4 separate regions of the Mus musculus genome follow, and all the other regions are linked to region 3. A link is a loop called in an ENCODE intact Hi-C map of the cell type or tissue named here. Cell type or tissue: heart. All regions are shown on one strand. Links, peaks and the distances in the headings refer to the core of each region. The heading gives the core; the rest is flanking DNA.

What was found. Peaks named below come from ENCODE experiments on the same cell type or tissue, not always from the same donor. Only the 100,000 strongest peaks of a DNase experiment are listed, where the experiment ranks them.
Region 1: it touches region 3 in a loop (2.3-fold over the local background); 8 of 42 quality-filtered maps call a loop at or near these places.
Region 2: a loop joins it to region 3, with 4 times the contacts of the local background. A loop is called at or near these places in 8 of 42 quality-filtered maps.
Region 4: a loop joins it to region 3, with 2.9 times the contacts of the local background. A loop is called at or near these places in 18 of 42 quality-filtered maps.

The regions. Positions count from the first base shown.
Region 1 is chr9:48,494,481-48,501,624 of GRCm38, reverse strand. It overlaps Rbm7 (RNA binding motif protein 7), which reads left to right and starts at 6,295. Exons shown (of 5, transcript NM_144948.5): 1 at 6,295-6,470. The coding sequence starts at 6,375. It overlaps Gm5617 (predicted gene 5617), which reads right to left and starts at 6,282. Exons shown (of 1, transcript NM_001004191.3): 1 at 5,650-6,282. The coding sequence starts at 6,057. The coding sequence ends at 5,704. In heart, for the core only: a CTCF peak has its summit at 4,860 (motif pointing left); a DNase peak (open chromatin) is centred at 6,264; H3K4me3 peaks cover 1,966 bases; H3K27ac peaks cover 1,609 bases; H3K27me3 peaks cover 894 bases.
Region 2 is chr9:48,477,197-48,484,606 of GRCm38, reverse strand. It overlaps Rexo2 (RNA exonuclease 2), which reads left to right and starts at 3,996. Exons shown (of 7, transcript NM_024233.4): 1 at 3,996-4,200; 2 at 5,214-5,297. The coding sequence starts at 4,054. In heart, for the core only: no CTCF peak of the experiment used is centred there; a DNase peak (open chromatin) is centred at 3,946; H3K4me3 peaks cover 2,174 bases; H3K27ac peaks cover 1,790 bases.
Region 3 is chr9:48,981,984-48,989,393 of GRCm38, reverse strand. Usp28 (ubiquitin specific peptidase 28) reads right to left here and starts at 4,009. Exons shown (of 25, transcript NM_001359739.1): 1 at 3,857-4,009. The coding sequence starts at 3,913. It overlaps Gm51673 (a long non-coding RNA gene), which reads left to right and starts at 4,265. Exons shown (of 3, transcript XR_003948157.1): 1 at 4,265-4,566; 2 at 4,890-4,978. In heart, for the core only: no CTCF peak of the experiment used is centred there; DNase peaks (open chromatin) are centred at 2,393 and 4,213; H3K4me3 peaks cover 3,899 bases; H3K27ac peaks cover 4,056 bases.
Region 4 is chr9:49,048,128-49,055,537 of GRCm38, reverse strand. It overlaps Cldn25-ps (claudin 25, pseudogene), which reads left to right and starts at 7,196. Exons shown (of 1, transcript NM_001384265.1): 1 at 7,196-7,410. The coding sequence starts at 7,244. In heart, for the core only: a CTCF peak has its summit at 4,015 (motif pointing right); a DNase peak (open chromatin) is centred at 3,997.

The sequences.
Region 1 (7,144 bases), core at 2,145-7,144, 490 kb after region 3:
ACGACACCCGGAGCACTGTGAACGACACCGGGAGCATTGTGAACGACACCGGGAGCACTGTGAACAACACCGGGAGCACTGTGAACAACACCGGGAGCACTGTGAACAACACCGGGAGCCCTTTTCTAACAGTTGCTTGGCCTAGTCTTGTGGACCCTATCTAGACAAGAAAGAGGTGGGCACCTCGTTATCTTGTTAAGTAGAAAAACTGACAGCACCATTTGTCCTTCCTGCATTCGACCACAGGGAGTCAGGCTCTGGATATGTGTATAAAGGAGTGCAAGTCACTGGGGTTGGCTCTAAGCATCAGAGTCTAATTGGTAAAGACTGGGGAGATTTGCTATATGTTTAGTCTTTTTGTTTCTACACCTACCCAGGCCTTAACTCTGCTTCTTGGCTCATAATATCTGGCATGTAACTGGATCTTTACAAAAGAAAATTTGCCAACTTATCACAGGGCGATTGTGCTGACTGAATACAGCAACCCCTGTGAAGTGGCTAGCAACAACACAGCCTGTAACCAATCATCTAATCTGGGTATGTTCTACATGACTCCATAGTCTTTCTTAATTATTAAATAGGGAAAACATTAAGTGTATCAAATATTCACACGTATAATTGTTGAAATCTGGGATTCGGATCTAACTTTCTCTTACAGTTCCAGAGGCAGAGTGACTGAAAATGGAAGCAAACTTTAGAGCACAATCTGCCTTACTGTTATACACATCTACTCCAGTAAGATCATCGTAGAACAAAGTGCTAACAAGTCCTATCCGAATGCCTCAAAGGATGGCTTGGTAGGTAAGGGGTGCTTGCCACCAGGCCCAGTGACCTGAATTCCATCTCTAGAACCCATTTGGATGACAGAATTGACTTGGATAGTTGTCCTCTGATTTCCACACAGTTGCCATGGTACTCAAGTGTTACTCGAATACACAGCTAAATTAAAAGAAAAAAAAAATACTGCCCTTGCCTTCTTGGAATGTTCCTTCAATTTTGATTCCAAGAGGAAATAGCCTATTAAAATCATTCATTTATTAAGCAAGCACTATCTTTTCTTGATTGTGTATATATATATATATATATATACATATATATATATATATATATGTACATACATATGGCATGTTGAATATCCCCAGAAAATGAAATAGAACAGGTTATATTTATCCCTGGTTGGGTGTGAAGGATTATTGCAAATAACTAAACAAAGGGTGGGCTCCAAGACAAAGAAAAAACAAAGACGAAGGGTAAATAGGTGCTAGGTAGGCACAGTATTAAATGCTTATCACATGTTTCCAGGCCTGAAAATCCATATACTTCATTTTCCTGTTTAACCTGCTTAAAATTGGTTTTAACAATGTAAAGAATCTTGACTAAGTTTAGTTGAGAGGAAAAGGGTGACCTAGTTAAGGGGACAAGGGAGTTGGGTATAAGGCAGACGTGAACAACCACCCATGGGAACTATAAGGCCTGACAATGCAGATTTGTGAGATCATAGAAAGCCTCTATGTATGTATCTTGGACTGTGAAAGTTCTTAGTCACCATGTTTCAAGAACTCTCAGGTCTTTGGGGACCCAAAGGCAAATGCTTTTTTCCCTATTAAAGGAGTGCTGACCACAGATATTCCAGGGAAGGAATCCAACTAAAGCATTATTCAATAAAAATTACAGCATCCTCAAGAAACCACTGTACTTCCCTTTCTGATGAAGTGGCATCATCATTAGTAACACCAGTCCTGATGCTGTGTTAGGGATCTGCAGCTACCTGCTTGATGTCCACTCCCTGCCACCCAACAGGCATTGAGAGGGACAGGTCAGTCCTCTACAGGACAGCTTAGGTTTCTCTACCTTGTTGACCAAACTATTTACTCAAGAACACTCTGGAAACTTATTAAAACCTGCCCCACTGGATATATTGATTGTTAATATATGAAAGTGGGGTTCACTAAATCTTTAGCAGTGTCTTAAAGTTGTTCTTGCAGAAGAGTCTATCTCTCTGGGAAGGAAGTATGCAAAAATTAAGTGTATGGATAAGCTGTCAAACACTGCTTCACATGAAGATAAGTGATGCTTCCTCTACAAAGTTTTCTGAACTTTTAATGTGCCATAGCACACCTGAGCTTCCTAAGGTCATAAAGCGCTCATCACTTGACAAATTCATTGTCCTTGTATCATTTCCATGGTAGTAGCATTTCTAGTGATGGACTTGAAAACAGACTTTGAGAAACACTAAGTGGCTGTGAAGAGACAAGGAAGAAGAGAAAGGAGTGTGAGGGGAAGAGAGACACCGTGAGTCCATGTCAGGTGATGGAAGCCATCCGAGGAATACAACAAATATGCATAATGTAGATCAGCTGAGGAAGACTGTGCAGGTCAAAGTGGGCGGGCAATGAGGGCATTGCTGGAGCGGCCAGATTCAAAATTATGCATTTGGTTGGCTAAGAAAACAGGCATAGTTTTTACAGAAATTGAGAAGACCAACGATGTAGCTTAACGGGCTGTGAATAAATGAACTGAATATTTGAGACATGGCTGGAAAGACCATCTTTGGATGACCACTCTTCTTGGACTTCTCTCCCTTCTTCTTTCCTTCCTGTTTCTTCTTCAGTTGCTCTTGTAAACACCATCTGGTACTAAGGACAGTCAATCAGTCTCTTTGTTACTATGTGTGTGCGTGCTTGCACATGCTGTTAAGTAGAGACCAGAGGTCAACCTCTGGGAGCAGGCTCTCCTTCCATTGTGGCAGGGATGGCACTAAGGTAGGTAATCTGGGATTTCTGCAAACTCTCTCTCTCAATGGTTCCACTGGTTTCCTTTTAATACCCTAAATGTTTTCTTAGACTTTTAATTCTTTGCTGCAATCATGCTAATAGGAACCCACTTCAACATAGGCTATCCAGCTGCTTAACCCCAATCGCTAACTTTCCAGACTACTCTTCAAACCCATTTTAGGATCAGCATTACCAACACTGCAAGGACACTCACTTTGTGCCCCCACCCAAAAGTCTGTTCTTGGGAACATTTAATTGTCCATTTGGGGTAACTTCAAAGGTGTTGCTAGTTGTTCTTCCATACTACAGTCTTTGTGGCACACTATAACTCTGACACTCTGCACTTGACTCTCACTTAAAATAATGGAGAGTTTATGTGAAGGCTTTCTTCTTTCCAAAGGAAACACAATAAACCCTGTTACATTATCTCTCAACCAAAGCCTGAATCCTGATGACCATGTATACACCAGAACAGAAATGGAGTCTACTCCCTCTGGGTCCTCCCTAGCACAGATGTACTTTTAGATTTTGGGGTGCTGAGTACTTGAGCCTGGTGTTGTAATTAGCGCCTTCTTTCAAGCCAGTGTCCTCATTTCCTGTGGTTCTAGCCTTTTTTATCTAAGACTTTTTAATCCTTACTTTCCAATGTCCACCAACTTGAAGGAAAAACGACTTTTTAGTACAGAATTGGACATCAAATGGCAAGACAAGAAGCCCTTGAGCCCTATTTAACACTTTTAGCATTTGATAACGTCAAAAGGACTCAGCCTCTCCTCAGTTCCCTGGCAGCTTAGTGCCTTGAGGTGGCCTTTCCTGACAGGACTGCACTCTTCCTCCAGCTTCACCTCACTATCCCTACCCATAGTGTACATGTGGACTTCTTTCCTCAATCATTTGTTTTGATTAAAGCTCTGCTAACTTCCTTTTAGTTATCTGGGGTAGTAGCTACTGTAAGTGGGTGTCTGTGTTGCAAGTTTCAAAGAGCCTCAGCTAAAAGACCTTGGAGAATCCCCCTCACTTTCAGACTACCCAGCAAAGAAATTAAAGTACAGTATCCTTCTTACAGGCTGGTGTGGTAATCAAGTAACACAGTGTAAAGCGCCATGTGAGCAAAGCCACCTATCTACCTTGTACACTACTTAATTCTAAGTGCCTGATCCAGGCAACAGCAAGCACAGAATTCAATCAGCTCACCCTACTGAGCAACACCCTCTAGCACAATGCCACACTCAATTAAAAGTAGCTAATATTGCCAGTATCTTCCCTTTGTCACAATTTCCAGTCTTCTATATGTCCACTACATTTTCCTCTGCAGATGTGGTTCTAAAAATCCCAGTGCAGCATGTGGCAGTCTGCTTTATCTCATTTTAAGTAAGTCCAAGGAGACAAGGGTCTGAAAACAAAACAAAAATCCACAAACTTCCTCCCAATACCACTTAGGGGAATACATGGTTAAGGGAAAATAGCATAGGAATGATCAGCCACTTAAGAGAACCAGAACACAGTTAACATGGGAAGCCATCTTTACCGCTTAATAAAGAGTGGCATTACTCTCCCTAATAAGGTCTAGTGTGGCTGTTACCTATTAGCTTCTCCATCCAGAATGCACTTCTGGCTCTTGATGTATGAAGTTCACCTGCTGTTGGGTACACACCTATCACTGGGGACCCTTACGCAGGATTTCCAGTTCTAGAGCAACCTGGGCAACACAGCAAGGGCATTTCAGTATAAAATCATTCTAAGATTGATAAAAACAAAAGATACCAAGTGATCACAGTGAGCAGAAAACAAATGTCAAGTGACAGTGATTGACTTAGGTCCCACCAGCATATTTTGTGACAGTAGATTCACACTAATAAAGTTGGGAGTTGATTAAATAATATGGCCCATGCAAATGTTCATTTGAAGTCTTTGGAAAAGTATGCTGTACATTTGGCTTAACTTGGAAAAGTACTTGTTTTTAGTATGTTTAAGATTGGAGTCTGGGGGCTGGTGAGATGGCTCAGTGAGTAAGAGCACTGACTGCTCTTCTGAAGGTCCTAAGTTCAATTCCCAGCAACCACATGGTGGCTCACAACCATCTGTAATAGGATCTGGTGCCCTCTTCTGGTGTGTCTGAAGTCAGCTACTGTGTACTCACATATAATAAATAAATCTTTAAAAAAAAAAAAAAATTGGAGTCTGACCAGACCTGGTGGAGCATGCCTTTAATCCCAGCACTTGGGAGGCAGAGGCAGTCATGTCTGTCAACTTCAAGATAGTCAGAGGTACAAAATGAGACACTCCACCCCCAAAGATTGGGAGTCTATAGATATTTCTAAAACAAAACAAAACAAAACAGAAGGGGGGTGTAGTTAGGTGGTGGGGAATGGCAATGTGATAAAGGACATTTTTCCTCAACATGAATTCAAGGGTAGTCACGGGTAGAGAGGCTTAAATTAGAAGCCCCAGAGAATCAGGGAGGATTGTAGAACTCAGACACAGCTGGATTCCATACTGAGCAGCTTACTCAAGCCTGGTGTATGGCTCGCGCCTGTAAACACCAGCACCTGGGAGGCCCAGGCAAGGGGGAGTTCAAGACCATCCTTAATACACGGCAAGTCTGCACTATAAGACTCTACATCATTCACAACTAGTCACCTAGCTTTGTGACTACTTAAGAAAAGCCCTCCTGGCCTCTTCTTGGCCCCACATGGATGGATATTAAGCCCCTCGACTATGTAACAAACGGCTAGCCTGTAACTCAGAGCCTGCTTTCCGAGTCTTGAGATTAAAAATGTGTGTCACTATGCCCGGCTAAACTTTTCTTTGGTAGCCTATATTAACCGCCCACATCGGTGAAAATGCGTAAGAATAAAACTGCCGTCACACCAAGACATGATTTTTGGAGAGGCCTTGTTTGTAAGCTAAGTGAGGGGAGGCATTCGTTCTACGCTGAGATTCGGGTTGCGAGAGCAGTTCCCAGTGCAACCAGACGCTGCTGCAGCACACTTCTTAAGAGGTCGAGCTTGACGCCTGGGATCGGGTAAGGCGAGAATCTGCCTTGGCGGCTTCGGCTCCGGCTGCGGCCACCGACAGGGACTCGACGTCTGTCGGCCCGAACGCTGGGTCGCGCTGGTGGCCGAGGTCCCGGCTGATTCGGATCCAGCCTAGTAACCAGGAAGCTATCTCCGGAGACCATTGCCCAAGCCATGGCCGACGGGTTGAGATCTCCTTGGGAGGATCGGTGGGCCATCCTGTTGGCTTGATCGCCGGCGGACAGCGACACCGAGTTCTGGGCCATCTTCAAACACCGCCTGCAGTGTTTGCTAGACGTATGTCGATCAAACTGGGCCCTCGGCGGCGCCGCAGGTCACTCCAGCCCGCGTCAGACGCAACCGTTACCAACCCCAGTAGCCATTTTTCACGCAACGGCGGAAGGAGCAGCCGCCGGAAACGGGCGCTTGTCCCGCGCGCGTGCGTAGCTCGTCTGCGCTCGCGCACGGCGGGCCTTTACGTCGTGACGTCTGAACGGGAGGACGTGAGTGTTTCTGAGGGTGCGCAGTAGGGTCGGTCGGCCCTGAGCAGGCAGCCTAGGCCTGGGACTGGAACAGCGCGGAGATGGGGGCGGCGGCCGCAGAGGCCGACCGCACTCTGTTCGTGGGTAACCTGGAGACGAAGGTGACAGAGGAGCTCCTCTTCGAGCTGTTCCACCAGGTAAGGGGCGGGCACGGTCCTAGGGCGGCTGTGGCATTCACAGGCCGGGCCAAGGAGCGGAGCGCGCCGAGCCGGAATTCCGCGGCGTTCGGGCCGAAAGTGACGTCGGATGATGGGGACATCTGCGTCTCCACCTTGGAAAAGTCCAGGGATCCGAGGTGGAACCTCAGTACTTGCTTTCCTCTTTCCTGTGTACCGTGCCTTCCCATTTGAGTTCATTGGCCTTTGCCGCATCGTGCAGGATGTGTTTCCGAGTCTATCCGCTTAACTTCCGTGTGAAATTGCAGACGTTAAAGTGTTTTAAAAACTCCATAAACATAACGCAGGAAAGCAGGACTGGCATGCTTAAATCTACCAGTCCTGTACCTTCTTGCTTTAAGACTCAATAGTTGGTTATATTTGAGTAATAGGTGCGGAAGGTTTTTTTTTTTTGTTTGTTTGTTTTGTTTTTGGTTTTTGTAATCAAAATAATCCACTTTGCCTTGTAAATGTTCGTTTCCATGCAGTGGGAAAATGATAGCTGTTGGTTACATTGTTAGGACATCACACAGTCATGTGAGATGGAGATTTTATACTGTACTTCCCATTCTTTGTCAATATTACAAATAATGTCCGAAAAAACTTGCCCCAAATCTCGGTTTCAGTCGGAACTAGAATTATTCTTCCTAAAAGGA
Region 2 (7,410 bases), core at 1,137-6,136, 500 kb after region 3:
GCATGTAATCACGTTATTAGTTGAGTGGCATTCCAACATTTCTTTGTTCTCATCTCACCTCTCTTGCATATATGGTCATTTTGTGCTTAACAGCATAATCAAGATGTCTTGAGTTGTGATTTTTTTAAAAAGGTTTATTTATTTTATGTATGTGAGTACACTGTTGCTGTCTTCAGACACACCAGAAGAGGGCATTGGGTTCCATTACAGATGGTTGTGAGCCACCATGTGGTTGCTGGGATTTGAACTCAGGAACTTCAGAAGAGCAGTCAGTGCACTTAACCGCTGAGCCATTTCTCCAGCCCAGAGTTGTGATTCTTTGAATGCAATTTTTGTGTATCTGGCAAAAAATGCCTTCAGCAAATTTGTATAATTAAAAAAAATCTTTACATGCCTTATTATCTTGCTTTATCTTGACATCAGTGTACATTACACTGTCCTTTAGAAAAACAAACAAGCATAATGTTCTTTGCCTCAGAAATGGGGATGGGGGTGTGATAACTCGGTGGCGAAGACAGGCTTTTTTCCCCCCATTTGTTCCATTATCTCCTTACTAACATGTTTCACAGATGGGAAAGTAGTCACTTCCTTCCCTATCAAAGAAAAAGTTCCAAATACAAAATAATGTGCCCAAATTTTAGAACTTCAAACCACATTAGATTCACCAGTCTCTGCTTTCTGAGTTTGCATACAACTTGAGCAGCTGCCTCAAGCTCCTGACACCAGGACCTCCCTGCCAGGAAGGGCTGTATTATTTACTGAACTGTGGGCTGACATAACCTGGCTCTCCAACAACCTCTCCAAAACCCTTAAAAGCAAACAAACACATGAACCCCTACTTTAATATGTTGAGTATTTCCTGTGTCCTGTATAATGAGCATTAACTAACTTTGCCAAAACTACTCTTATTAAGGTCAACATTTAATTGGGGCTGGTTTACTGGTTCAGAGGTTCAGTCCATTATCATCAAGATGGGAACAGGCATGGCGCAGGCAGAGCTGAGAGTTCTACATCTTCATCCAAAAGCTGCTAGTGGAAGACTGACTTCCAGGCAACTAGGGTGAGGATCTTAAGCCCACACCCACAGTGACACACCTATTCCAACCAGGTCACACCTCCAAATGGTGCCACTCCCTGGTCCAAGAATATACAAACCATCACACTTGGTAAGTTGGTAGGATCTTTAGCATTTGTGTTGGTTTCCCATTAGAGTAACAAATCACCAAAGACAATCAACCAGTGGTGAAGAACGACTTCTTTTAGGCACTTGGGTTTTAGAGGTTTAAGTCTATGGTCAGGCGGAGTCACTGCTGTTGGGCCTGTGGTAGGGTGGTGCATATTGGCAGGGAGTATGCAATGGAGCCAAGCTCTACAGACTCGATGGCTGCGACGAAACAGGGCAGGAGGGAGGGAGGAGTGGAGGATCACAGTCCCCCTTCAAGAGCATGCATCTAATGACTGGAAGACCTGTCACGAGGCCCTACCTTTCAAAGTTTTCACAAGCTGTCAACACGATGATGGGGCCAATCCTTACAACACTCTGGCCTTTGACGGACTTCCAGATCCAAATCCCAAAGCTTCATGGTAGAGTGCTCTGTACAAGCTAAGTACTTGGTATGTGTTTGTAAACTGAGTTGACATAAATGCAGTTCAGATTTCATAAAAACCTCAGTGGCCACATATACAGATGTGCTCTGAGGATACTTTCTTTTTTTTTTAAAGGCTTATTTTATTTAATAATGGATGTGGGGGAAATATTAATTTAAAAAAATTCTAGAGCCAAACATGTTATATCATAACTAATCCCTAAACTTGGAAGGTAGGAAGACTGTCACGGGTTTGAGGTCAGCCTGCACTGCATGAGTGAGACCCTGTTTCAAACAACCAAATATAAACCAGACGGAAACCAAAACTGTTTCTGTAGCAGAAAACAGAGACAGTGGGTACAACTTATAGGTCATGACTCCTCCTCCCCAGGAAAGGACGTGTCTCAGCTAAAGTCACAATATTCTAGCCTTTGTCACACAGCTGCTTTCTGCAAGTCTAAAATGGTCATAGATATGGTGGGAAGACATTAGCACACTTACTCACACTCTTTGTTTTGGCAAAACTGTGCATAAATCTATATCTAGTTTCTTTTACCATTTTCTGTTTTGCAATTTCTTTAGAATTTAGGGAAAATAACTGTTTTATTTATGGTAAGAACACTAAATCTGTACTTATCATTGTAACAGAACACATTACCTTAGCTGAATAAACGTGAAAGGTTCTAAAACTCCCACACATAGTTTCTGTTTATTTTTGAGATAGGGTTCCCTGTGGCTATTTACATAGCTATAATTTTTCATTGTTAAATGTAACCATTCATTGTTAAAAAAAAATCATGGGTGTGGTTTTTCAGGATATAAATTGTTAAATACCACCACCAAAGGTGTAATAAAAAAAAGATCTCTATTTGTGCAGTGTGTATGTGTGTGTACGTGTGTGTATGTGTGTTTACTGGTGCCCACTAAGGTTTGAAGAGGGCAACACAATCCCTCGGAGCTGAAGTTCAATCCCCTGCAAGAGCAGCAAGTACTCTTACTTAACCTTTGAGCCATCTCTCCAGCCTAAGGATGTTATCCTTTCAAAATGTAAAGAAGTAATACTGAGAATAAGCCCAGCGGATTCAAATTCCTATATAGCCAGGTGTGGTGTTGCACACTTTTAATCCTAGTACTTGGGAGGCAGAATTCCAGGCCAGCTTGGGTTCTGTAGTGTGTCTCTTTGTCTTAAAAAAAAAGTTTCAATGCTACAATAGAGTTCTCCTTCCTATGAGTAGGGCCACAAATGATTACAAACTTAACAGTATGTTCTACTAGGTAATGCCGTTATAATATACATACCCATTCTGCAGTAAAATTGAACATGTAATTTGACACCCGTTTCCATGATTTTTTCCGTTTCTCTGGCCAAGCTTGGCAGGTCACCGGTGGAGTAGCTGAAATCCACTTGTAGGTTGCAGCATCCTTAAAGCTTTGATTAGGCAACAATGTTTGTCTCACAAAACCAGCTCACCGGGTAGGAATAACTATGCCACCAACCACAAGCTCTGTAATTACTGGCAACACAGCTTTCAGAAAAAGACACAGAGTATGTGATTCAAGACTGAGCACGTTTGTGACAAAATTGCCCTTTGCAGAGGCGTTTGCTACTGAGCTAAAATATAAGATCTCCGCAGAGGCCCCTTCGAGCGTAGGTGATGAAAACCGTATCTATTGTGGGAGATTAAGGACCCGTCTATTAAAACCAGAGCGATCGGCAAAGGCAGAGCGCAGGACAGAGCAGGCAGAGCTATTCCAACTCTCTTTAGTGGGCTGCAAAAGGTAGAATAGTATACGATCTAACAACCGAAACACAGCCTACACGTCCTGGCATCCTAGAAAACGAGACAAGGCTTCTGCCAATAATGGGAAAGGAACATTTATGGAACACCTGATATGTGCGAAGTCATCTTTCAGAAAAGAGACCATTTAAGGACTCCTAAACGGTGATGGCGGAATTGGCCTTGTAGCTCAAAAGAGCACGTCACTCGGATTCCAAGTAAATAAGAAATATACTCAATACGCGGAAGGGAGGGGCAGGTAAAAAAAAAAAAAAAAAGAAAAACTGAGGGAGGTAGCAGTAAGGAAAAGGTAGATTTAAAACAATTCTTAAACATATAACCATATTTTTCAAAGTAAAGCCTCTTCAACTTCGCAGCTTAGAACTAATAAAAACTCAGGAATGATATCTCCTGGAAACAGACAAACTTTAGCGGTGAAATACTAGCAAGTCCCTTAACATCCGAAAACACGTGGCGGGGGAGGGGAGCAGGAGGCTGGACCAAGGACTCCTACTCCCATCAGCCCTTTCGGCAGCCGAGAGTAGCTGTGGAGGGCGAGCCGACGCCTCGCATGCCGGGGCTTGTAGTCTTCTCCCGGCACCTCCCCGTGGGTTTGCGACGTTTAGCGACTGTGGCGCCTGCGCGCGCTGGGCCGGCGGGGCTGGGGCCGTGGCGGCTCGTGCCGGGTGATGCTAGGCGTATCCCTGGGCGCCAGGCTGTTGCGGGGCGTGGGTGGCAGGCGCGGGCAGTTCGGGGCGCGAGGTGTCAGCGAAGGTAGCGCAGCCATGGCGGCAGGGGAGAGCATGGCTCAGCGAATGGTCTGGGTGGACCTGGAGGTGAGAGTGCGGCCGGGGCGAGGAGGGTGCGGGGAGGCGAGCGCAGATTCGCGCGTGGGACCGAGGGACTCCCCTGTCCCGGGAAGCAGCAGGGATCTGGGTGTCAGGTGCGACAGGTGAGCACGGCCCCAGGAGCCCCGAGTCAAGAGTTTTTGCGGGGTCTGGGACTGTCCCTGGACTGTGGGGTTTCTTTCCATCTGGGTGGAGCCGTCCATGTGTCTCCCCTCTCCCTAGCCTCGACCTCCACCCAGAAGTGAATTTGTGTTACGCGTTAGTGACTCTGAGGATCGTGGGTGAGAGTTGGGGCAGCGACTCTGAGCCCTGCTCCGTCCCCACCTCCTAGCCTTAAAAGACTAGGTTGCTTAAGCTAGGACTCAGGAGATGACTCAGCCTTACCCCTCATTCCATAAAAGAGAAAATTGAGGCCCCATTGGAAGATTCAGGTTACCCATTTTAGTTTTAACGCATTCATACCTAGGCCTCTCTTGAACTCCAGTTTTCTGCTTACGAACTGAGTTCATTTGTTAACTTTTTTTGTTGTTGTTGTTGTTGGGAAAACTTCGGAAACCATTGTAAACCTCCGAGAGGTAACGTTCGTGAGCTCACTTTTCTGTAGTCAAGTTTTCATCCTGCTTATTTTGAGTCTGTTCCCAGGACAAATGTGTTTGACAGTAGCTGGCCCGCCCGCAGGAAGTGCCTTTAGCAGTCTCTGAGCACTCAGAACTTAATACCCTGAGTACTGCCCAGACCATTACTGGTCATAGAATGTGAGCTGGGTCCACACAAAGGAATCTCTGTCAAGTAAACTTGGGCAGCACGCCTTTAATCCTAGCACTTGGGAGGCAGAGGCAGGTGGATTTCTGAGTTCGAGGCCAGCCTGGTCTACAGAGTGAGTTCCAGGACAGCCAGGGCTACACAGAGAAACCCTGTCTCAAAAAAATAAAACAAAAACAAAACAAAACAAAAGGTGGTTTCATGTGTTTGTTATATGCTTGTTTATTTATGTTTTACAGATGACAGGATTGGATATTGAGAAGGATCAGATTATTGAGATGGCCTGCCTGATAACTGACTCTGATCTTAACATTTTGGCTGAAGTAGGTGATGCCGTGTAAATACATTCATACCACTTAAAGGGCATTGGGGATCTAAAGGTGCCTTCATCTGATCTCACTGAAAAACGTAGCAGATTGAGGTCTGTGTAGATTAAGGCCCAGTGCTATATTACTAGGACAATGTAATATAATATGTTAGAGTTGGTATTGGAACCAACATAATCCACTTCATAACCGGATTAAGTTTTCAGTTGAAATTGACAGAACTCCCCCTCCCCCAAGGCTACAACAGTTCTGCAGGGTTTACACGTGTATTCTTAGTCCTCATGATGATAAGATAGGCTCTGTTAATGATGTTCATTGTCCACCGGAAGATATTGGGTTACAAGAGATTTGGGGGACTTGCTCAAGAGCATTTGGCTAGGTATTGGGGAAGCTGGTTAAACTACTCTCTAAACACAGGCAGTCTCAAGTGTTCCCACCAGTATCCAGCCAGCTGGGTCCTCATCAAGCTTGGTGTCCCCCGACAGAGTTTCCCATCTCTATGTCCTACCTTCGGCTTTAATTCCATATATAGTCCCCCTTATACCACTCCATCAGGGGTTGGTTCCAGGATTCCTCTGTAGATACCTAAATCTCATTCCCCTGTATCCTGGAAGGAGATGCAGTATTTCTCATGTACTTTGAATCACCTCTAGATTGCCTGGTGTCATTCTTGTGCTCCCAATAGAATACCTGATACGACGTTGGTGCGTGTAAGTAGTGTTTAAAGTAGTGTTTACACCATGTTGGTTAGGGAATGTTAAGGAAAAAAAAAGTATCCGTATGCGTTCCTTACAGACCAATGACGTTTCCGTCTGAACTGGGTGACTCCTCCCAGATGACACCCATTGTCCCAGGTGGCCGTTGCCTTCTCAGCTAGACTGTGTGGTTCTTGCACCTCTGTGTTAGGGTTTTAGAACATCTATAGACACACTTTTAGAATGTGTGCTCACGGTGATTTTTATCACTCTGTTAAATGCTGCCTTTAACTGAAACCTTTAGCAGAACAAATAGAATAGACCTGTTGGCACTTGCGTTTAAGCACCCGTGAAGCGTTTTAAAAGATGAAATCCCTGACCTTGATACCATCCTCAATATTCGAAGTCATTAAAGAACAAAATAGGCCAGGCTTAGTGGCAGGAGTCTTTAATCCCAGCACTTGGGAGGCAGTGGCAGGTGGATCTCTGTGAGTCTGAGACCAGCGAGGTCTATATGACTAGTTCCTGGGCACTCAGGGCTACCTAGTGGGGGTGGAGAGATGGCTCAGCAGTTCAAGCATGTACTACTCATTCATGAAGACAAGAGTCTGTGTCCTAATACCCAGGTCTCACGAGCCCCTGAATCTCCACCTCTAAAGGACCTGACCGGACCAGACACATGCATACGCATAGAAATCAAATGAAACAACAAAACCTGTAGACATGGAGCACGTATGCCCGCGGAAAGAAGAGTCTAGTTAATAAATTAGGTTTTCAGAGCGCAGGCTCAGTGGACACTGGAGCCACAGCCATTTCCCGTTTACAGTTAGGACGTCTTTTTATTCCCTGGGTAAGCAAAAGGACTTTTCATTCCCTGGAGAAAGCATTTTTTAGCTGGGCACGATGTCACACACTTTTCATCTCAGCAGTTCAGAAGGCAGAAGCAGGGTGGTCAATGTGAGTTTGAGTCTAGGCTGGTTGACAGAGTAAGTTCCAGGTCATCTTGGGCTATACAGTGAGACTCTGTCTCAAAACAACAACAGCAAAACCTAAACAAAAAAACAAACAAGCATTTAGAGGTGAATTCCTGTCTTGTAGTGGCAACAAGGCTTATCATCTCGTTGAGAACCATGAGACTATTATATTTCTTACAACAGTTTCCTGTATAAATCAAGTCCCGAGCTTTCTTTCGCTTTGGACACTTGTTTTTCTGACTTGGGATATTTTTGGTGATGAATGGTCAAGTGTCTTTATTTTGTCATCCCTGCTCACTCTTGGCTAAAGAAGTGTTTTTCTTTTAGACTGTGGATGACCTGAAATGTGGTCTAATGGATCAGTTGGTTGATATGTACTCGGGGAACTTTGGTGTGTGTCCGTACAGTTGCTCATGAATAGGGTGTTTGTTCAAAGGCTTA
Region 3 (7,410 bases), core at 1,256-6,255:
GGAGAACTGTTCCAAGCTCAAGGCTGGCCTGGTCTGTACAGAAAGACCCTATCTGAGAAAGAGGCGGATGCACTGCTGTTCTACAGAGCTAGTTCTAGGAAGCTCAAGGCTACACACACACACACACACACACACACACACACACACACACACATACACACACACACACACACACAAACCCTGCCTCAAAAAGAAAAGCAAACAAAACAAAAGGCTGGGTATGGTGGCACATACCTTTAAACCCAGTGGGAGAAGACAGGGATCTCAGAGAATATGATGCCAGCCTAGTCTATTACAAGGTTCAAGGGCAGCAAGAGGTATACAGTGAGACCCCAGGCCTCTCTCAAAAAAGAAAAGGGCTGGGAGGACAGGCATGGTGGCACAGTTAAGAGAGCAGTAATTCAGAAGAGTCTGCTGCAGAGTCTGAGCACCTGACAAGTTCACACAGCCTGAGCTACATAAAAACCTGTCATCTCCACAAAATGGAAGTGAGGGCCGGAGAGAGAGGCGGCTTGGCAGTTAAGAGCACTTGCAGATGAGGAGCTGGGTTTAGATCGTAACACCTACAACACCAAGAGCTCACAGGTGTAGGTGAGCTATACCCAGGTTCTAGATCTAATGACCTCTCCAGGAACAGCGCGCACGCACACAGGCACTGTGCCCATAAACACATGAAGGCACACACACAAATAAAAGTAAACAAATAAATTTAAAGGGGAGTGTGAGATGGCTTATCACTATAAAAGCACTTGCCCCACAAGCATAAGGACCTGAGTTCGATTCCCAAGAACCCACATAAAAGCCGGACACACAACAGCAATGTCATCCAAGCACTCCTGCTACAGAGGGGTGGGAGGCAGAGAATCCCTAGAAGGGCCAGGGCCAGCTAGCCTGCCACATGCAGGGGACAGTGTCTCTAACAAGGTGGAAAGTGATGTCTAACAAGCCAAGGCTGTGCCTAACACTAAAGGGCTGAGAGGAGGAACCTGGGTAGGAGGACCAAGTTTGTAATCCCAGCACTCAGGAGCGCAGCCTGGGTTACAGGGAGACCATGTGTCTCTGTGTGTGTGTGTGTATGTGTGTGTGTGTGTGTGTGTGTGTTAGTTATTACTTGTAGTGTTGGCATTATTTTAAATGTCTTTGATTATAATAAGGTACTGTAGCCCAAGCCTATATACAGCAGTTAGAAAACAGACACAGGAGCCTCAAGGGTCAAGGTCATCCTCCCCTACAAAGTTGAAGGTCAGTCTGGGCTACAAGAAAACCTGTCTCAAAAACACCTACACAAAAAGTCATTTTGATGAAACAGAATGCACCGGGCCACCTGATAAGAGATTATCTGTTTACGAGCTCAAAATACAGCACTCTCTGTGTGCACAATAACTGTGGCTCAAAGAGCAGGAGAGTTGGGGAGCCAGATTACAACTTTCTAACACTCAAAAAAAAAAAAAAAAAAAAATTCACAACCTGACAGGAGTTAAGTACACCTGGGAGACTAAGGCAGGATGACTAACTCCCAAGTTCCAGGCCAGCCTTGGTCTCAAAAACCAAACCAAACCAAAAACCACAAAGATACCTCGAAGGAAAATCAGAACCAACCGAAACAGCCAGCACAACAAAGCTCAGTGAGGAAGCAGCACTTGCCTAGAATGCAGAGGCCCTGGGTTCCAAGTGGGAGAGCGGGGGAGGGGATTGTGTGTCCTGAATCCTCCCCCAACGAGTCAAGGGCATCAGGTTCCTAAGAAGCAAACTGACTTCAAGCTGTTTCTCCTACTCCAACAGAAAACTTCCCAGCAGGTTTTTACCTAAGGTGAGAACTGATTAAAACACAGGAAGGTGTCCTTAACTCACCAGTCTGGGGGATTCAAAGATAACCAAGTGTCGGCTCGGGTTCCAGAGCCCTCACTGAAATCCTGGAGAGCCTATACATAGTTTTGTCTGTCCTTTGTACAAATGACCAACTGGGGAAGGGAAAACGTGGCAAGTTTTAAATAGCTCCTGAGTGTCGGGGGAGGATAGCTCCTCTCAACTATATTAAACATCTTTTAAGGGAAAGGAGAAAGCCTTGTGAAGTCAAAAGAAAGAATCCGTCCTACACGGAGCTTATCAAGAGGAAGAAGTTATTAATACTCTCATGAAATGTCAAAGTTATGCAGCACCCACACCTTCAAGGTAACCCATGCCTCAAGCATTTTATCCTGACCTGAGAAAAAAGGGCAACGGGCTATCAAGCCTTCAAAGCTTATCATCTGTCAGCCTGGGGCAAAATCTCTGGGAATACTAACCAGTAAATGTCATCACTCCGCAGGTCGCCCGCCCAGAATCAGGCTACTGCAGCTAGCCACAGCCTGGGAGTGCCAAACCTTCCCAAAATAGCTCTGACTTTATACACAATGCTCAAACACCTTACATGCAAACCCTCAAATAGAGAGTGCTCAACTACCGGTCACTCCTCAGCAGCCTGTGACAGAGGTAAATGAAAATACCACTGATCGAAAGGCATGTGGTCTTAAATGACGGGCCCAGAACAAATTTAAATATGACTTGCTCTCCCTCAAAATAGTATCAATATGACTGTCTCAAAACCAAATCTCACCACCTGTTTATAAGTCACTGTCCCCAACACAAGTAGACTTGTGGGGAGGAAAACAGAGAAAAATACAGACCCAATGTCCAAAAGACACTGTTGAGTAATAAACAATTTTTATCTGATCGCCAAAAAAAAAAAAAAAAAAAAATCCACCTACTTTCATTTTACAGGCCAAGACTTAGAGATATCTTTTTCTACATGAATTTTAAAGAGCCTGCTATGTTTTAAACTTGTAGTCTGGGGGTGTAGTGCTTGATTATCTCATGCGATAGGCCCTAGGCTTGATCCTCAGCACCTCAAATTATTAAAATTTAACTATAGAAGACATTAATTATAGAATTTAATTATAGAGTTTTTCTTAGCAGTATCTCAAATTTTTATTCTAAATATTTTATAAATTTTCTCGACTGCAAACTCGGTATTTGAATCCTTGGTATAGGTTTTCCATTTTGTCATTTAAAAAGTGCAGTTCTTGAGGGACGAGGATGTTGTGTTACGTTATAACATTCCAAAGTAAAACTGGATGACAGTCTCAAATTGCCCACTTCCCAAGTTTCTTTAAAAGACATTATGAGCCTTTTGATTTTTTTTCCAAATCAGTGTTACTAAAGGCCCACCATCTAAGCCCTAAGAGCCTTGTAATATTTTTCAACCTTTTTATATTACTAGGAACATAGTAAAGTGCCTTCTATTCATTGTGCTTTTCTCTCCCCTCCTTCAAAACCTACAGTGATCAATGAGATAATTCGGGAAGCTGATTTGTTTCCGAGGGAAAAAAAGAACTGAATGAAAAGCGGGGCGGGAAAAGGGAGGAGTGGGGCTCCGGGTCTTTTTTGCACTTTGTTGATAAACGCCGGCTTTAAGTGAGATAACTTAAGTCTGCGTTAGCCTCAGAGAAGCCACTGCCATAAAACTGATTTGAGAGTCAGAACAAGGCACCGTGGCCGTGCTTTTGGGAAGTTTTTAGCTGCTGGGTCGGGCCCGGTGCACACTTCGGGGTGACCTCGCTGCCTACGATCTCACGTGCAACCCCTCCCGTTAGGGTCCCTAGCACCGGGTCCCACAATCCCGCTCGGAACCTTAGCTGGCTTATACACCCAGGCAACCTCACACAGGCTCGCGGACCCAGCCTCGCAAAGTCCCGGGAAGACCGGGTTGCTCTCGCCCTAGCCCGCAGGCCCCGGCCTCTGTCGGCCCTCGCCCGCTTGGCCCGCCGCGCCCCTCTCAGCCGGAACCCGGGCCCCGCTACCCTCACCCGCCGCTCACCGAGCCATGGCCGTCCGCCGCCCCCGCCGAGTCGTCCTGCTGCAGCTCCGCAGTCATGGCCGTGGTGTCCCTCCGCGTGTAGCCCCACTCTCGTTGTCGTCTTCGCCGCGGTCGCCACCGCCACCACCACCGCCCCCGAAGCCCGGGAGCACCGGGAGGCACCGCCCACACGTCCCGCCCCCGCCCGCGGCGCGCGATGGAAGCCCCGCCCACGCCAGCCCGCTCCCAACACTCCCCACCCACAGCACGCGGCAGAGGCTCCTCCCACGGCGTTCGCTGGATGCCCCACCCCCGCCAGCCGACTCCCACCCATCTTGCGGCTTGCGCCGGAGACCCCGCCTACATGCCCCACCCACACAGCCGAGGTTCCCTCTCCCAAGGCTCCGCCCACGCCAATTTAGAGCCCCGGTGGCCCCGCCCATACACTCTGCTCACGCCCGCAGCGTGCGCCAGAGGCGTCACCCACGCGCCCGCCCCTGGTTTGCGTGAGCCGGAGGCGGGGCGTCTTCGCGTGCTCTGGCCCACGTGACCGCAGCCGGGCACAAACTAAGGGGTCAGCGTCGCCTCGCCAGCTGTTGCTATTTCCGCCTTAGGTGCCCAGGAAGTGGGCGGTGAGGCCTCTGGGTTTCCAAGACTCCTTTTTTACTCCATCCCGCGCTTGCTGAGCCTTGCATCTGCGTCCAGCCTGCCCCCAGCTCCCCATAAGCTTGGTAAGGCTGCTGGGTTCCTTCTGCTGACAGATTTTCCCACCAGACCTCTTAGCCATTTCCTAATCTGGGGACGCGAAGAGAAACGTAGACTGACTCGAGTGGTTTGTATAAAGACAACTGAATGGCCAGGACCTTCACAGAGCTCAGCATCGTGTCTTAATCCTGAACAGTTGCCCCATGTTCCAAATTCCCGTTTTCAGGCCATGTGTGTAATAAGCTGTGTTGACTCTAGCTCATGCACTAAGCCACCTACCACCCCTTTTAATGTTTGGGAAGAGGGTTCTTATTGTTGGTGATATTGGTTTGGGTTTTTTTTGAAACAGGATGTCACGTGGATTGGACTTGCCTCAGACTGTGTAGCCGTGGTTGGCCTTAAATTCTTGGTCCTCTGCCTCCACCTGGTCAAATGATGGTAAGTCTTTACTGCCATGTTAAACTTAACACTTTGAGATGATCTCATTAAGTTCCCCAGGCTGGCTTTGAACTTTCTATACTTCTGCCTTAGTCTCCTATGTGGAATAAATTTGGGACCTGTGTCTATCAGGTCCATCCTTGTCAGGATTCTCTGAAGACAGAACCATTAGACTTGATAAAATTAGAATGGGAGGGCCCTGGAGAGATGCCTCAGTAGTTAAGAGCATTAAAAAGCACTGGCTGCTCTTCCAGAGGTCCTGTGTGTGGGAAGCCACATGTGCCGTTGCAGGGTGGCGCTGGCCACCACGCATAAGTTTGGGTAAACAACCAATGTGTACATATGCAGTAAAGTTTTTCACCAAGTCACTGCCTCGCCCGGGCATGATAATGAGGCTCCATGAGATACTGAGAGAATAACCAATCAGATGGGGGGCATGCAAATGAGGTATGATAATGAGGCTCAGTGAGGTACTGAGAGAGAATAGCCAATCAGATGAGGAACATGCAAATGAGGTGGAAAGCATAACCAATCTGGGTGTGAGACACGCCTCTCCTAGGCCTATATAAGCAGCAACAGTTCTGGGTGTGGGGGTCTTTTTGCCTCTGCAATCAAGCTCTCCCAATAAACGTGTGCAGAAGGATCCTGTTGTGGTATCTGCTTTGCTGGCGAGTCGGGCACTCACAAGAGTCCTGAGTTGAATTCCCAGCAACCACATGGTGGCTCACAACCATCTACCGTCTATTACCCTCTTCTGGTATTCAGTTGTACATGCAGATAGAGCACTCCTATACATAAAGTTTTAAAAAGTAATAGAAAATTATAGAGAGACTGATTAAGTTATTACTGATTATACAATCAAAGGCAGGTGTGTCCAGTGTCTGTACACACAGGAGAGCCAAATCACAGAACAAAAGAAGTCAGTACAAGAAACTTGAATTCCTAAGCCTCGCCAGTAGTAAACCGTTTATGTGGGTGCTGAGACTCAAACTCGGGGCCTCAACAAGGGCAGTGTATGCCTTTAACCACTGAGCGGTCTCTCTAGCCCCATTTTCTTTCTTTTTTTTTTTTAAATTTTTATTTGGTATCTTCCTCATTTACATTTCCAATGCTATCCCAAAAGTCCCCCATACCCACCCACCCCCACTCCCCTACCCACCCACTCCCTCTTTTGGGCCCTGGCGTTCCCCTGTACTGGGGCATATAAAGTTTGCAAGTCCAATGGGCCTCTCTTTCCAGTGATGGCCGACTAGGCCATCTTTTGATACATACGCAGCTAGAGACAAGAGCTCCGGGGTACTGGTTAGTTCATATTGTTGTTCCACCTATAGGGTTGCATTTCCCTTTAGCTCCTTGGGTACTTTCTCTAGCTCCTCCATTGGGGGCCCTGTGATCCATCCAATAGCTGACTGTGAGCATCCACTTCTGTGTTTGCTAGGCTCCGGCATAGTCTCACAAGAGACAGCTATATCTGGGTCCTTTCAGCAAAATCTTGCTAGTGTATGCAATGGTGTCAGCGTTTGGAAGCTGATTATGGGATGGATCCCAGGATATGGCAATCACTAGATGGGCCATCCTTTCATCACAGCTCCAAATTTTGTCTCTGTAACTCCTTCCATGGGTGTTTTGTTCCCAATTCTAAGAAGGGGCAAAGTGTCCACACTTTGGTCTTCGTTCTTCTTGAGTTTCATGCGTTTAGCAAATTGTATCTTATATCTTGGGTATCCTAAGTTTCTGGGCTAATATCCACTTATCAGTGAGTACATATTGTATGAGTTCCTTTGTGATTGTAGCCCCATTTTCTTAAGTGGTATAGCCACAGTTAAGTTGTTCGTGCATCACTAAGTAATCCTTAGGCTTGTGTAAGCAGCCCGGTTGAATCTCAGTAGGTCACTGTCCTGTAGCAATTTCCTCCAAATTTAACCCACTTTGGAAGGTAGCACCTTGTGCTAAGGAAATAAACAACTCAAAGGCTTCTGGTAGTCCAGGAAGTCACTAGTCCTGGAAGTCACTAGGACCCACCCTCCCCAAACATATAAACAGGACTGCTGAGATAAACTGAGCTGCCTGGAAAGAGGCTCAGGCACTTGGGAGGCAGAGGCAGGTGGATTTCTGAGTGATGGTCTACAAAGTGAGTTCCAGGACAGCCAGAGCTATACAGAGAAACCCCCCCCCCCCAAAAAAAGGCTCAGACCAGCCAAGCTACCTGCAAGAGACCCACTGCAGCCTGCCAAGAAGCCTGCAAGTTATGCAGTGTACTTCAAGTTTTGAGCTTTACTGGACTGTCACTCATGCTGGGATGGACTTTGGTGATAACAACTCTCTCTGACTCATTCCTGCTCCTGTATATAAGTAACCTCATTAAAACTCATTTGTTTGCCAAGTTGGACTTTGGAATCCTTACTTTAATCAAAATACACAATACACATGTA
Region 4 (7,410 bases), core at 1,046-6,045, 66 kb before region 3:
CTACAGTTCCCAGGAGGCCTCGCGCCGTCAGGCGTCCGCTGTTTCAGTGGCGTCTAGAAGGCACCAAAGTGCGCAGGCGTCATCTGCTCCCTACAGGTTTTCAAACGCCAGTCTGTTCCCGCCGGTTTTTTTCTTCTTGTATTTTGGGTAGGGTTGGGTTGGTTTCGCTAGAAACTGCGGAATGTTTCAGGTAATAATCCTTTATGGCCCTCCCTATACTCAGTAATCTCAGGTTTTCCTGTGAGATTATCTAGCTCGATACTTACAGAATCATCTCGATCTTTTTTGTTATTCATTCATTGGGCTCAGCAGCTAAGTCTACCCGAATTTTGCCCTCTGGAATTGTGCGAGAGAGTGACATAAGTGAAAGGATCCCCACAATTGCACCTTTCTAATAGTGTTTGTTAATAGTGCCTCATATTAAGTATATTGATACATGGATATGGTACAAATTTATACTTAGTGTAACGGTCCTGTAAGTGCTACAGACATTCTTTTATAAAACCTTCTTTCTAAGATACGTATGAATGTTTTGGCTGTGTCCATGGAAGTCAGAAGCAGGCAAGTAAGTCCAGTCCCTGAAACTGGACTTACAGATGACATGAGCCACCATGTGGATGCTGGGAATTGAGTCCTGGTCCTGAGTAAGGGCAACGAGTGCTTCTAGCCACCGGGCAATCCCCTAGAACAAGATTCTTATCACTTCCTATCAGAGATTACAAATAAATTTCACCAAAGGCTTTTTATCGTTGTTTAATTTTAAAGTTTTCAGTGATTTTTTTGGCTCTGTTTTGAGACGTGGTTTCTGTAGCCCTGGAAGGCATCAAATTCATAGCTATCTTCCTGCCTCAGCCTCCTGTATACAGGAATTATACACTTATTCCACTATGTCCAGCTAGCCATAGCTTTTTAGAACTATTTCATTGTTGAAGGTCAAAAGAGTGTTCCGCGAAGATGAGATCACTCGTTCACTTTGCAAAACAGGCTGACCTGAAAGACAGCCACTGGGCATTATTACCAACGTGACACTCTTTGTAGGAGAGGGATGCGTGCTGTAAGAGCATCCTTGTCCCCTTTATACACTTTTTGTTACTTGACCAGCAGAGCAAGCAAGTGTTTTACATAGCCAAATGGAATGCCATTAGTGCAGCAATACCATAAAGTATAAAATTAACAGAGACAAGGGTGCAGATACAGGTAATTCAATCAGTAGGGATTTAGAACAGATGTTATCTGTCTCCAGCATCCTTCCTGGAGCAGGCAATAAAACCAATAAACAAGATGTTTATTATACAAATGTCATCTTTTCTCTTGCTAATTTACCCTTTGTCCTTTTTTATCGTTGATGGCAGGGAAAATTCTTGCACTGAGAGCTTGACCTTTAACATTCTTCAACTGAGAGATCACTTAGTAGTTAAGAGAACTAGCCTTGTGGAGGACCCGGGTTCCAGTCCTATGTGAGGCAGCTCAAAAACACCTGTAATTTCAATTCGAGGGAATCCAATGTCTTCATTCGACCTCTGAGGGTTCCTGTACATATATGATGCACATATATACACTGAGACACATACATATAAAAGAATTACTAAAAATAATAAAATCGTCTCATTATTGGTATGTATTGCATACTTGGAGATATTCACACAGTATAGTATGATCCTTTTTTTCTAAGAAAATAAAATAGAGGTGCAGGCCATACATGGTCACACACAACTTTGGATTCAAGCTTTCAGCACTGAGGAGGCAAAGACAGGCGAATATCTGAGTTTGAGGTGAACCTGGTCTACTAGTGAGTGCCAAGCCTGCAGGGCTACAAAGACCTTGTCTCAAAAACTAAAGTGTGTGTTTAGGGTATGTGTGGTGTGTGATGTGTGTGTGTGTGTGTGTGTGTGTGTGTGTGTGTGTGTGTGTGTGGTGTCCTCTGGGTGGACTTTAATGGCTTATGCTGTTTCTTCGCATCCTTTTCTCTGCTTTCTGTTGTTCTGCAATAAACATGTACTGCTTTGATGAAAGCATCTTTCATTCTTTAAAAGGAGTCTTATGAGAGAGGACCTTAGGTAGATCCCGACTCCCAAGGTCCATTGCAACATTGGGTCCCTAAACCAATCAAGCTCATCCTAATAGAGCATAGGACAGGTAGTTCCTGTTCCATGGGGGAAGAGAAAGAATCTTGGGTTGAGAAAGCTTGTGCTCTAAGGTGGCCAGGCTGTCCTTGGAAAGCAGTTTTGCGTGGAGTCCTCTCAGCCTTACTTTAAATACTTGAAATGTTGCAAACAATAAATGCCCAATGACAAAAAAAAAATAATAATCCACAGATGACATTTCTGAAAACCTGCACTGTGCCTTCACTGAGGAATACTATGTGGCGAGTTCTGTACTAGGTCTGGAGCCCCGGTCACGTGACTTAATGATCACAAAAAACAACACAGTAGCTATTTTCAAAATAAGCAAGGGAGGGAAAAGACAGAGTGGGGAAGATTCATTAGGGGAAATTACAAAATTACAAATAATTTTGTGATTTTGCTTTTGGAGGGAGCTCATACAAATAACAAGCCCCAATGCTTAATTATTTCTTAGGAAAATGCAAAGACCCGGGAAATCCTGGGCGGGAGAGATGACTCCGCAGTTAAGGCACTGACTGCTCTTCCAGAGAACCTACATTCAATTCCCAGCACTCACATTGCAGCTTACAACTGTGTGCAACTCCAGCCCCAGGGGATCGGATATTCCCTTCTTGTTCTGTGGACACTCTACTCATACACATAAATAAATAGGCAGGCTTGGTGGCAGGCAGAGGCCTGATCTCTATGGTTTGTGGCCAGCCTGGATTATATGAAGAGTTCCAAGCCAGCCAAGGACTATATAATGAGATTATGCTAACCTCCAGCCAAAAAAAAAAAAAAAAAGAATAGTTTTGATTTGCATTTCCCTGATAACTAAGAACATTAAATTTTTATTTTTATCTTTTTATTTGTTTGTTTTGTTTTTCAAGACAGTTCCTCTTTGTAAGTCTGGCTGTTTTGGAACTCACTCTGTAGACTAGGATAGCCATGAACTCAGAGAAATCCACCTGGCTCTGCCTCCCGACTACTGGGATTAAAGGTGTGCGCCACCACCAAGATAAACATTTCTGTAAGTGTTTCTCGGCCATTTCTGTTTCACCTTTTGAGAACTCTCTGCTTAGTTCTGATTCCCATTTTTAACTTTACTTTCTTTTTTTTTTTAAAAAGATTTATTTATTATTATATGTAAGTACACTGTCACTATCTCCAGACACACCAGAAGAGGGCGTCAGGTCTCATTACAGATGGTTGTAAGCCACCATGTGGTTGCTGGGATTTGAACTCAGGACCTTCAGAAGAGCTCTTAACTGCTGAGCCATCTCTCCAGCCCTAACTTTGCTTTCTTGATGCCAAGTTTTTCTGGTTCTTTATATATTTTATACACCTAACCCTCTATCAGATGTACCTGATATAATGGTGTCCTTTATAAATAAGTAAATTAATTAAATAAGTAAGATGATGAATAATATAAGACAACACGGGACATCGACTTCTGGCCTCTACACACATACGCATGCACATGTATGCACATGCTACGCACACATACCCAAAAGCATGAAAAGAGAACACACTGGCCAGACCTTTATGACTTTGGTGCAATAAATCCCAGGTTTCTTGTGTTCTGCCATAGAGACAAGCTCTTAGCCAACATGCTGGGTCAATGCTGTGGCTGGGGACAAGAACCTGAAGTGGTCAAGTCCAAGTCACTTAACTTGAGGTTACTTCTGTCCCCTACCAGCCAGGACACCTTGCTAATTTCCCTAAAGTGTTTCACACAGTGTCAGAATAAAAATTCAGTGCCAAGCACCGAACTCAAAGCCTGGCATTTAGCCATGATCAGAAAGTGCAAATCACTTCCTCTCCCATCAGATCCTGTGGCTTAGAAGCAGCAACAGACAGAATGGAAGCTGGTATGATTGACAGCTACTTGCAGCTGACTTTGGATCAGCAGAGGACCAGCAGAGGGAGCACTTCTCTCCAGCGATGTTCTGAGTCTACCAGGCGGTAGGAAAATTCGCTTGGACTGAGGAATAGTAGTCTTCAAATGAATGGGCTTTCTGATCACAAAATATCAAACGACAAACTTATCTAATGTGTAAAGAAATGAGTAAGAAAATTAAAACACCAACACAAACCTAACATTAAGATAACAACAAATTAACATTTTGTTTAAAACAAAACTCGGACATGGAAGGGGTTAAAAATTATTTTACAATGTGTTGTTGGGAACGAGCAAAAGAAACTTAATCTAAGTACTACCATTTTGTTTTCAGAAAATAAATTCAAGATCCCAGGCCTTGGGGAGGCTGGGGACTTCCCTATAGCTGAACAGCTTCTGTGGTAAACAATCCCCTGGGTTCAGACATCTCAGGGACAGCTTGTAAGGAGACAGTTGTCGGAGTCCCGCCCTCTCAAGGACATCTTGCTGGCAGGGTCACACAAGTTCCTGTTCCTAATCTAGGAACAAACTCCTATCCCACGTCTCCAAACATTTTCTAAATTGTCTGTTAATTGGTAAAGAACATAGAAACTGCTGTCATCTAAACCAAGGTGCATAAGTTGTAAATATATAACCAATTCCCTGCTATGCCCTAATAACTCCATGCAGCTGATCCACTCCTTTGTCCCCATATCACTCTCAGTTCTGAACCTAATGTCTAGGAGAATGAATTAGGGACCTTGAAGCCAAGGTATTGTAACTTTAATTTTTTTCAAAGCCTACTTCTAATGATGGTTCTTAAAACACTTAACCTCCCTTCTAGCCCACCACCCACCAGAGGTAGTAGAAAAGAAAGGATATGGGGGAAGTAGACCTGTTGAGAAAGGTTCTTTGGTGCAAATCCCACCTGCATTGTCAGGAAATCAGCAGTTCAGTTCACGGGTAAGCAGTGGCAGCTCAGTCCACTCGCAAACACTTGAAGGATATACCAGTTGAAGGATATACCAGTTGAAGGATATACCAGTTGAAGGATATACCAGTTGAAGGATATACCAGTTGAAGGATATACCAGTTGAAGGATATACCAGTTGAAGGATATACCAGTTGAAGGATATACCAGTTGAAGGATATACCAGTTGAAGGATTTACCAGTTGAAGGATATACCAGTTGAAGGATATACCAGTTGAAGGATATACCAGCAGTGCAGCTCAGTAGTGTCTGGACAGCAGCAGCAGTGGCACGACCTAGCAGGAACTAGCCAGGCCTCAGTTGAGTTGAATCAGCACAAATCATGGGAAGAGACCAGGGCCAACAGGAACACCAGGAAAAGTTCTCTGCTGTGCCTCTCTCAATGAAGCAAAGATCAGCTAAGATGCAAAACTAAGAAGGTTTACAAAGCTAGCTCTATAAGCAAGCCTCAAGCCTCCGTTGCTGTCCATTGAATCCTATTTATACTCCCGACAAACATCACAAGTCTTTCTCGGGTCTTGCCTCACCACGTGTCTTGTCTCAGCACGTGAGGCTCTCATCTTTTAAGCTTTCATATCTGAAGTGAGTTTTCTTGGCCTCCACCCTGAAGCCAACAGCCCGGGTACTTTCCTTGAGTATATGCCTGTATACCACTTGCATGCCTGGTGCTCAAGGAGACCAAAAGAAGGTGTCCGATCCCCTGGAACTGGAGTTATAAACAGTTGTGAACTGCCATGTCGGTGAGACTCAAATCCTGGTTCTCCAAAAGAGCAGCCAGTCGGTCACCTAACCTCTGAGCCATCCCTCCAGCCCTAAGAGAGAGCTTTCAAAGAGAATGAAACGGCATTCGCAATGCTCTGCATCACGTGATCTCCTGCTTTCTCAGTGAAGGACTTCAGGTTCCACTCTGCTTCCTGTCTGCTATGTGACAGAGCAGCTCCTTCCCCACCACCACCACCCACCCCACCCCCACTTTATGAAAATATCTTCTGCAGGCTAAAGAGCTGGCTCAGCATCGAGGAACACTTGTTCCTGCACAGGACCCAGGTTTGATTTACAGCACCCACATGGCAACTCCAACCACCCATAAATTAAGTTCCAGGGGACTCAATGACCTACTGCCTACTTGGGTGTATACATGCATTAGGCAAAACACACACATAAGTCTTTCAGAAGTTTTTTCCTTCTACAAAAGTCACCTCTTTTTTAAAAAAAAGTGAGGGTTTAATGTAGTGAACTTGCACTATGTAGCTGAGAATGACCTTGACCTTCTAAACCTCAGGTCTCTGCCTCCTGAGTGCTAAGATTAGAGGTGATGCAACCACACCCTTTTATGTGGTCCTAGGGATGCAGCCAAAGGCCTGTACTCCAAAGCCTTCTACCTAGCTAAGTTCCCAAGCCCCTACATCACTTAAAGTTCTTCTGCGTATGTGTGTGTCTGTGCACCATGTGTATGCCTGGTGCCTACAGAGGCCAGAGGAATGAATGTTGGGGTCCCCTGGAACTTTGAGCTGGAGATGGTTGGTTGCCCCTATGCAGGTGCTGGAAATTGAATCCAGGCCCTCTGGGAGAGGAGCCGGTGCTCTTAATTGCTGAGTCGTCTCTCTGGTCTTAACATCACTTCTACTAACCAAGATGTATAATTATTAACAAGCTTCAATGGATGTTTAAAATAAATCTTTCGATATAGTTACCTAGAACATAGATAAAATCCCTATAGATACGTTCTGTGTCAAAGTCTATACATATTTTAAATATTTAGTCGCATTTATTCAGATGCATGAGCACATGTATACAAGTCAGTTCTCTCCTTCTACAACGTGAGACCTTGGTCTTGAACTCAGGTTGTCTCACTTGGCTGCAAGCACCTTTATCCACCGAGCGTTTTCACTTGCCCCATATATTTAAAAGTATGAAAGTGTCCTTGGGAAAGATCGTGCCAAGGTGTATTTCCAGAATACCAATTTTGTAACCCCAGAGTCAAGGAGTGATTTTTTTGACTTTATGAAAGTATTTATCAAGCACAGTGACAGCTTAATCTCTAGCTATCGGACTGGCTCATGGGACCCTCCTTCAGAATCCATCCTCACATCTGATCTTGGCCACACCCCTAGGCCCAAACACTGCCAAATTCCTAACACCTGTCTCAGCTGTTGCATTGAAAATTAACACCACCGTTTTCTGCAACTTCCATCCACTCTAACTTCCCAGAAAGTCACCCCAGCTGACCAGTCCCTGAGCTCATTATCCCCTCCTCCAGAGGGCACAACCATGGCCTGTAGCTTCCGTGGGAGAGTCCAGCTTGGAGGTCTGCTCCTCTCTGTCCTTGGCTGGGTGTGCTCCTGTGTCACCACCGTTCTTCCCCAGTGGAAGACTCTCACTCTGGATCTGAATGAAATGGAAACCTGGGTCTCGGGACTCTGGGAGGCATGCGTGAA